2 separate regions of the Homo sapiens genome follow, and region 2 is linked to region 1. Evidence: read pairs that join two places in POLR2A ChIA-PET (ENCODE). Cell type or tissue: PC-9. All regions are shown on one strand.

The links. Peaks named below come from ENCODE experiments on the same cell type or tissue, not always from the same donor. Only the 100,000 strongest peaks of a DNase experiment are listed, where the experiment ranks them.
Region 2: POLR2A ChIA-PET joins it to region 1 with 31 read pairs; 2 of 35 experiments call an interaction of 5 or more read pairs at or near these places.

Annotation. Positions count from the first base shown.
Region 1 is chr1:151,679,333-151,683,332 of GRCh38, forward strand. The region is part of intron 7 of SNX27 (sorting nexin 27); the gene reads left to right. Among named protein-coding and RNA genes, the nearest start is that of CELF3, 35 kb to the right of the region's middle. In PC-9, no CTCF peak of the experiment used is centred here; DNase peaks (open chromatin) are centred at 1,219 and 1,659; H3K4me3 peaks cover 653 bases; H3K27ac peaks cover 2,798 bases.
Region 2 is chr1:151,287,392-151,291,391 of GRCh38, forward strand. It overlaps ZNF687 (zinc finger protein 687), which reads left to right. Exons shown (of 9, transcript NM_020832.3): 2 at 1-1,015; 3 at 1,137-1,315; 4 at 1,704-1,880; 5 at 1,987-2,149; 6 at 2,287-2,616; 7 at 2,731-2,843; 8 at 3,041-3,182; 9 at 3,324-4,000. The coding sequence ends at 3,818. Among named protein-coding and RNA genes, the nearest start is that of ZNF687, 7.1 kb to the left of the region's middle. RefSeq lists enhancers at 1,614-2,265, 2,266-2,915, 2,916-3,566. In PC-9, no CTCF peak of the experiment used is centred here; no DNase peak of the experiment used is centred here.

The DNA of each region.
Region 1 (4,000 bases):
TTAGTTGCTAATGGTAATAATGAACCTTTTCCTTAAAAATTAATAAGGTAGAAATTAATCATTTATATTTAAATTCTGGCTAAACCTAGCAAAGTGTACACACATTTAAGCTGCTGTTTCCTGAAAGCTCACAAAAGTAGCAGTATTGGAATTTTAAAAAGCGTAAACTTGCAAGGACAAAGAGAACAAGGGAGGATACCACAGCAAATGACAACCGTTGACAGTTTTTAGAAAATGAATGTCTAAGTAAAAGAGTTTTGATATTTGGTTATTGTGGAGGAAAAATTGGTGATAGGTACATGGGAAGTTACAAACAAAAACACGAGGCATTTAACCTCAGAGGAAATAAAAAATTTTGCAAGAAAGGAAGTCATAGCATAGTATATAGCTTAGTTGTGAATAGTGTTTACATATTTATAATAATGCAGTTATTGAGTATTTAATTTTTTATTGAGAAGTTGGGGGAAGAGGAAGTGGGAGTGTTTGGGTGCTACAAGAGAGTTAAAACCAAATATTTTCAACACAGTAAGTCAACAGTGTCTAAAATTGGTAAGTCAAGAATTGTCAATGTAAGCATGCCATTTAGAATTATGGAGGGATTATCACAAGAAATTGCTTAAAGTGCCTAAAAGTAGTTGCTTTTGTGGAATGACGCTCTGGGATCAGAGGCTGCTGTTTTTATTAGGAGCCTTTTAGTACTATATGTTTTGTTTTTTTAAATTATATACATCTTTTACTTTAATTAAAAAAATTTAAGAAGAAAAGGAAACTAGGGTGGTGATATTTATGTTTTCCACTTAGTCAGTCAAGCAGTGTAATCTTTTTTTTTTTTTTTTTGAGACAGAGTCTTGCTCTGTCTCCCAGGCTGGAGTGCAGTGGCATGATCTGGGCTCACGGAGATGTAACCTCCGTCTTCCGGGTTCAAGTGATTCTCTTACCTCAGACTCCCGAGTTGCTGGGATTACCTGCTCCCTCCTCCACATCCGGCTAATTTTTGTATTTTAGTAGAAATGGGGTTTCAACATGTTGGCCAGGCTGGTCTTGAACTCCTGACCTCAAGTGATCCTCCCGCCTCCACCTCCCAAAATGATGGGATTGCAGGCGTGAGCTACCACACCTGGGTAAGCAATTTCTTGATTAGAAATGAAAGAAGACCATTTTTACTGCCCCATGTGTAAAAGAGCTCACTTGGAATTGCTGGAGTAGATAATCACTGTGACCCACCTCTGCCTTGGGAAAGTGTTCATCAAATATTAGTACTGTTGTGAGTCAGACATAGTTCTAGGCGTTAGGGGTAAAAACAAAACAGAAAGACAGTATTCTTATATTCTTATTCTCATCGAAACAATACAGAAATAAAGAAAAATAGTTGTAAAGCCTTTTCCCTGAGCTAAATAACACTGTAAGTTTCTTTGGAAACTGGATAGACCAGTATTGTTTATTTATTTCCCCCCTCTACTTCTCTGCTGGCTTTTCAATAATTGGTTTAAATTTGGCTGGAGCAGTACAGTGTTTTGGTGATGAAGAGGAAAGTGTTCAGGATCTTCAGGACATTGACATTGCATCGTGGTTCTTCTTGAACATCCCCTCTGTGGCTATAATCCTCGGTGCCTAAGTGAGCCTTCACTTGTATGGCCAGGTTGGGGAGAGACTGGCATAATCTTTCTATTAGTCACTTCCTGGCAGGACATTCATATCCTTGTACGGTTCTTAGAAGAACTTAATAGCTAAATGATACTAATAATAGCTACTGATATATACTTTACAAAACTCTTAACATCTGTCATCTTTTTCTTGTACATCTATGAGATATTCCAGTTTTACACAGTGAAAGGGTTTACATGACTTATGCAAGTACACATTGGTAGGTGACAGAACTAGAAGTTGAATTAGTCTCTCAATCTTTTTTTTTTTTTTTTTTTTTTTTGCGATGGAGTCTTGCTCTGTCACCCAGGCTGGAGTGCAGTGGTGCTATCTCGGCTCACTGCAAGTTCCGCCTCCTGGGTTCACGCCATTCTCCTGCCTCAGCCTCCTGAGAAGCTGGGACTACAGGCGCCTGCCACCTCTCCCCGGCTAATTTTTTGTATTTTTAGTAGAGACAGGGTTTCACCATGTTAGCCAGGATGGTCTCGATCTCCTGACCTCGTGATCCACCCGCCTTGGCCTCCCAAAGTGCTGAGATTACAGGCATGAGCCACCGCGCCTGGCCCTCTTGACTTAATCTTGAACTCATTTGCCTATCCAACTATCTTTCCTTAAAATACTCTGGGAAATGCTTTCCACCTTGAGTACCAAACATCATTGATCTTCCTTATTTCATTCTCTCTTCAGGTTAATTCATGTGGCTTTCAAACACAAATCAAACTTTCTTTAATAAAGAAGGAGCCATTTCTTATTGCTTATTTTAGCTCCCTGTTGTTTATTTCCTTAAGTCTAAATTCCTGTGCCTACTTTTTAGGATTTTTCATAATCTAGTGTTAGTCTGCCTATCCAGCATTATCTTTAATTGTCTCCTGTTCCCTTATTTAAATCAGGCAAATCTGTTTTCTCAAAGTATTTAAGCACAGACTCATTCCTGTTTCCTATCTTTAGCTTATAGTTTCTCTTCTTCATTCTGTTCTTTGGGGATCCACCTAAGGCTTCCCTGATAACTGTAATTATCAATAAGTGCTTCCATTCTGACTGCCTATATCACTGTCTGTACCATACATGTTTGCTATTTCATTGTAATGCAGCATTATATACTGTCTTTCAGTGCTCTCTAATTGTTTACACATGTATAAAATAACTGGAATTTAAGTCCTCTGACACGAGAAACCAGATCTCTCACATATACCTAAAAGAATGCTTGAGCGCTTGCCAGATATTCTTTAAATGCTAGTTATTCCAATAAGTATACCTGTTACTGGATGTGTTAGTCCATTTTCACACTGCTATAAAGACACTACCTGAGATTAGGTAATTTATAAAGAAAGGAAGGTTTTTTTTTGTTTGTTTGTGCTTTTTTGAGATGGAGTCTCGCACTGTCACCTGGGCTGGAGTGCAGTGGCATGATCTCAGCTCACTGCAACCTCTGCCTCCTGGGTTCAAGCGATTGTCCTGCCTCAGCCTCCCGAGTAGCTGGGATTACAGTTGCCTGCCACCATGCCCAGCTAATTTTTTGTATTTTTAGTAGAGACGGGGTTTCATCATGTTGGCCAGGCTGGTCTCGAACTCCTGACCTTGTGATTCACCCGCCTCAGCCTCCCAAAGTGCAAGAAAGGAAGTTTAATTGACTCACAGTTTCGCATGGCTTGGGAAAGCCTCAGGAAACTTACAATCATGGCATAAGGTGAAAGGGAAGCAAGCACCTTCTTCACAAGGTGACGAGAGAGAGAGCACATGCAGGGGGAACTGCTGTTTTTAAAACTATCAGATCTAGGCCAGGTGCGGTGTCTCATGCCTGTAATCCCAGCACTTTGGGAGGTCGAGGCGGGCAGATCACTTGAGGTCAAGAGTTGGAGACTAGGCTGGCCAATGTAGTGAAGCCCCATCTCTATTAAAAATACAAAAATTAGCTGGGCGTGATGGCTCATGCCTGTAGTCCCAGCTACTCTGGAGGCTGAGGCAAGAGAATCGCTTGAACCTGGGAGGCGGAGGTTTCAGTGAGTCGAGATTGTGCCACTGCACTCCAGCCTGGGTGACAGAGCCAGACTCTGTCTCAAAACAAACAAAAAAACCCCATCAGATCTTGTGAGAACTCCCTCACTATCATGAGACCAGCATGGGGAAACCAGACCATGATCCAGTCACCTCCCACCGGGTCCCTCCCTCGACATATGGGGACTACAATTTGAGATGAGATTTGAGTGGAGGCACAGAGCCAGACCATATCCCTGGACATGTGGCAGAGTTCACTGGTAATGATGGTGGTCCAAGTGGATAAGAGATTTTCTGAAAATGCGTCTGTGTCTGTTTTCATCGAGAATGTACATAATAATGATTTTTACACTCCTTTCTG
Region 2 (4,000 bases), 390 kb before region 1:
GGCTAGCCTCTTGAAGCTGTCCCCTGCAACACCTACTTCTGAGGGTCCAAAGGTGGTGAGCGTACAGTTGGGTGATGGTACAAGGCTGAAAGGCACTGTGCTGCCTGTGGCCACCATCCAGAACGCCAGTACTGCCATGCTGATGGCAGCCAGTGTGGCTCGCAAGGCTGTGGTGCTGCCTGGGGGGACTGCCACCAGCCCTAAGATGATTGCTAAGAACGTGCTAGGCCTGGTGCCCCAAGCCCTGCCTAAGGCTGACGGGCGGGCAGGGCTGGGGACTGGGGGACAGAAGGTGAATGGTGCCTCGGTGGTGATGGTGCAACCTTCAAAGACAGCTACTGGGCCAAGTACAGGGGGCGGCACAGTGATATCACGGACCCAGTCCAGCCTGGTGGAGGCCTTCAACAAGATCCTCAACAGCAAGAACCTGCTCCCTGCCTATAGGCCAAACCTGAGCCCACCAGCTGAGGCTGGGCTGGCCCTGCCTCCCACCGGCTACCGCTGCCTGGAGTGTGGGGATGCCTTCTCATTGGAGAAGAGCCTGGCACGGCACTATGACCGTCGGAGCATGCGCATCGAGGTCACCTGCAACCACTGCGCCCGCCGCCTGGTCTTCTTCAACAAGTGCAGCCTGCTCCTGCATGCACGTGAACACAAGGACAAGGGGCTCGTCATGCAGTGCTCACATTTGGTCATGAGGCCTGTAGCCCTTGACCAGATGGTGGGGCAGCCGGACATCACACCGCTGCTGCCTGTAGCTGTCCCACCTGTCTCTGGACCTCTGGCCTTGCCTGCCTTGGGCAAGGGTGAGGGGGCCATCACCTCCTCTGCCATTACTACAGTTGCTGCTGAGGCCCCTGTCCTGCCGCTCTCCACAGAGCCGCCTGCTGCCCCGGCCACCTCTGCTTACACATGCTTTCGCTGCCTGGAGTGCAAGGAACAGTGCCGGGACAAGGCTGGCATGGCAGCTCACTTCCAGCAGCTCGGCCCCCCTGCCCCTGGGGCCACCAGCAATGTGAGTCACCTTTCACAGCCCTTCTGTGGGGACAGGATCTAGGAAGGCGTTGGGGGCTTGGTTAGAAGTAATGGAGACAGGACACTCCTCACCGACTTTCCTTGTTTAACCCACTCGACAGGTGTGCCCAACCTGCCCCATGATGCTCCCCAATCGCTGCAGCTTCAGCGCCCACCAGCGCATGCATAAGAATCGACCCCCCCATGTCTGTCCTGAGTGTGGGGGCAACTTCCTGCAAGCCAATTTTCAGACCCATCTCCGGGAGGCCTGTCTGCACGTCTCTCGCCGTGTAGGATACAGGTGCCTCGGACCCTTCCTCCATAGAACTGTAGGGTTTCGTGTGTCCTAGCCTCAGCCTCAGATGGCCTTTCAAGATCCCCTATCTTCCCTGCTATATCCCTCAGCCCTGTTGTTTTGCCAGACTCAACCCTGAGATAGTACGTCCTGCCTTCCCGTCGTCCCCCATGGAGATGGGGGGAAGCAGGGCCACCTCTGGAGCTCCAGCTCTCCCTTGGCAGCCTCCCTTGGGGCACAGCCTCTGCACCTCTCTCCTTTCTCCACCCTGCTCATGCTCCACTACTGATTTCCTTCTTGTAGTCTACCCAGTCCCAGAGAATAAATGTATGGTCCCGGGGTGGGCATGGAGATGCCTCCCACCTCACCACAGGGCCTCCTGCTTCCTCCCTAGGTGCCCCAGCTGTTCAGTGGTGTTTGGGGGTGTGAACTCCATCAAGTCCCACATCCAGACGTCGCACTGCGAGGTTTTCCACAAGTGCCCCATCTGCCCCATGGCCTTCAAGTCTGGGCCAAGTGCCCATGCCCACCTCTACTCCCAGCATCCCAGCTTCCAAACTCAGCAGGCCAAGTGAGGCCCGGGGGAGGGCCGGGCTGGGCCAGGGAGGGCTGGTGGGGCGCAGGAGGGGAGGGGCTGCACCCAACCCTGCCTGATGTCTGCACTGTCCTCACTTCAGGCTGATCTACAAGTGCGCCATGTGCGACACAGTCTTCACTCACAAACCCCTCCTCTCCTCACACTTCGACCAGCACTTGCTGCCCCAGCGTGTCAGTGTCTTTAAGTGCCCGTCTTGTCCTCTGCTCTTTGCCCAAAAAAGGACCATGCTGGAACATCTCAAGGTACAGGAGCAGAGGGATGGGGAATGGGTGCTTAGCTGTACTGACCTGGGGCTGGGGCCACATACTTCAGAAGTGGGGGGCTTTGGCATAGCCAGGCCCTCCCCCACAACAGCAACCTCCCTTGTCTCCTCTCACAGAACACCCATCAGTCTGGGCGCTTGGAGGAGACTGCTGGGAAAGGGGCCGGGGGTGCCCTGCTGACCCCCAAGACTGAGCCTGAGGAGCTGGCTGTTTCTCAGGGAGGGGCAGCCCCTGCTACTGAGGAGTCGTCTTCATCTTCAGAAGAGGAGGAAGTACCCAGCTCCCCTGAGCCCCCCCGTCCAGCCAAACGGCCTCGGCGGGAACTAGGGAGCAAAGGCCTCAAGGGTGGGGGTGGGGGGCCTGGAGGCTGGACCTGTGGCCTGTGTCACTCCTGGTTCCCTGAGCGTGATGAATACGTGGCCCACATGAAGAAGGAGCATGGCAAGGTGAGTGGGCCCCAAGGGGAGTACCATGGGCTGGGGGCAGCATTGGGACTGCCAGTGTGACAGTGGGGACGGGGTCCTGGAGCCTGGCTCTGACATCTACCCCTGCTCTCCTAGTCAGTGAAAAAGTTCCCCTGTCGCCTGTGTGAGCGCTCCTTCTGCTCCGCCCCCAGCCTGAGGCGCCATGTCAGAGTTAATCACGAGGGCATCAAGCGAGTTTACCCCTGCAGGTAAGTCTTGCTCCCCGCTTCCTCTTCCTGCCCAGCACGTGACTCTCCCTGTATGCCAAAGTACCTGTGCACCTGCGACGTGTCTAAGTGGCCTGATGGTTGGGGTCTCCCTCTGCTCTGGCAGCCCCCTCCTCAGAAGCAAGGGCCCTGGCCTTCGGGCTGTGCCGCTGCTGCCATCCTGTCCTCTCCCATTTCAGGTATTGCACAGAGGGAAAACGCACCTTCAGCAGCCGCCTGATCCTAGAGAAACATGTCCAGGTCCGGCACGGCTTGCAGCTTGGGGCCCAGTCCCCTGGCCGGGGGACCACCTTGGCTCGGGGTTCCAGTGCCAGAGCCCAGGTAGGCAGAGGCCCGGCCTGCTGTGCTAGGGCTTTGAGTGGGAAACTGGAAGGCAGAGACCATGGCCTCAGGAAGCGAGCATGGGGGTGCCAGGGACAGTAGGGGTGGTGGTAAGGCCCAGTTTCTTCCACTTTTCTTCAGGGGCCAGGTCGGAAACGCCGCCAGTCTTCTGACTCTTGCAGTGAGGAGCCTGACAGCACGACACCGCCAGCCAAGTCCCCCAGGGGCGGACCTGGATCTGGAGGCCATGGCCCTCTGCGCTACCGGAGCAGCAGCTCCACAGAACAGAGCCTCATGATGGGGTTGAGGGTGGAGGATGGTGCCCAGCAGTGCCTCGACTGTGGCTTGTGCTTTGCCTCCCCTGGCTCCCTGAGCCGACACCGTTTCATCAGCCACAAGAAGAGACGGGGTGTGGGTAAAGCCAGTGCCCTGGGGCTGGGGGATGGGGAGGAAGAGGCCCCTCCATCAAGGTCTGACCCCGATGGTGGAGACTCACCCCTGCCTGCTTCTGGAGGCCCACTGACCTGTAAGGTCTGTGGCAAGAGCTGCGACAGCCCTCTAAACCTCAAGACCCACTTCCGCACGCATGGCATGGCGTTCATCAGGGCTCGGCAGGGGGCTGTTGGGGACAACTAGTCTCCAAGGCCTGGGACTGACCAGCCCCTTCCTCTTGGAGCCTGGTTTTCCCTACTGCTGCCTGATCCCTCGGCTGGGGAGTTTTCATTAACATTAATATTTTGTTAATTCCTGTCTCTCCAACCTGAAGAAGAAGAGCATTTGAGGATTATTCTAGTTATTTGCAACCTCCCTTTGGGTTT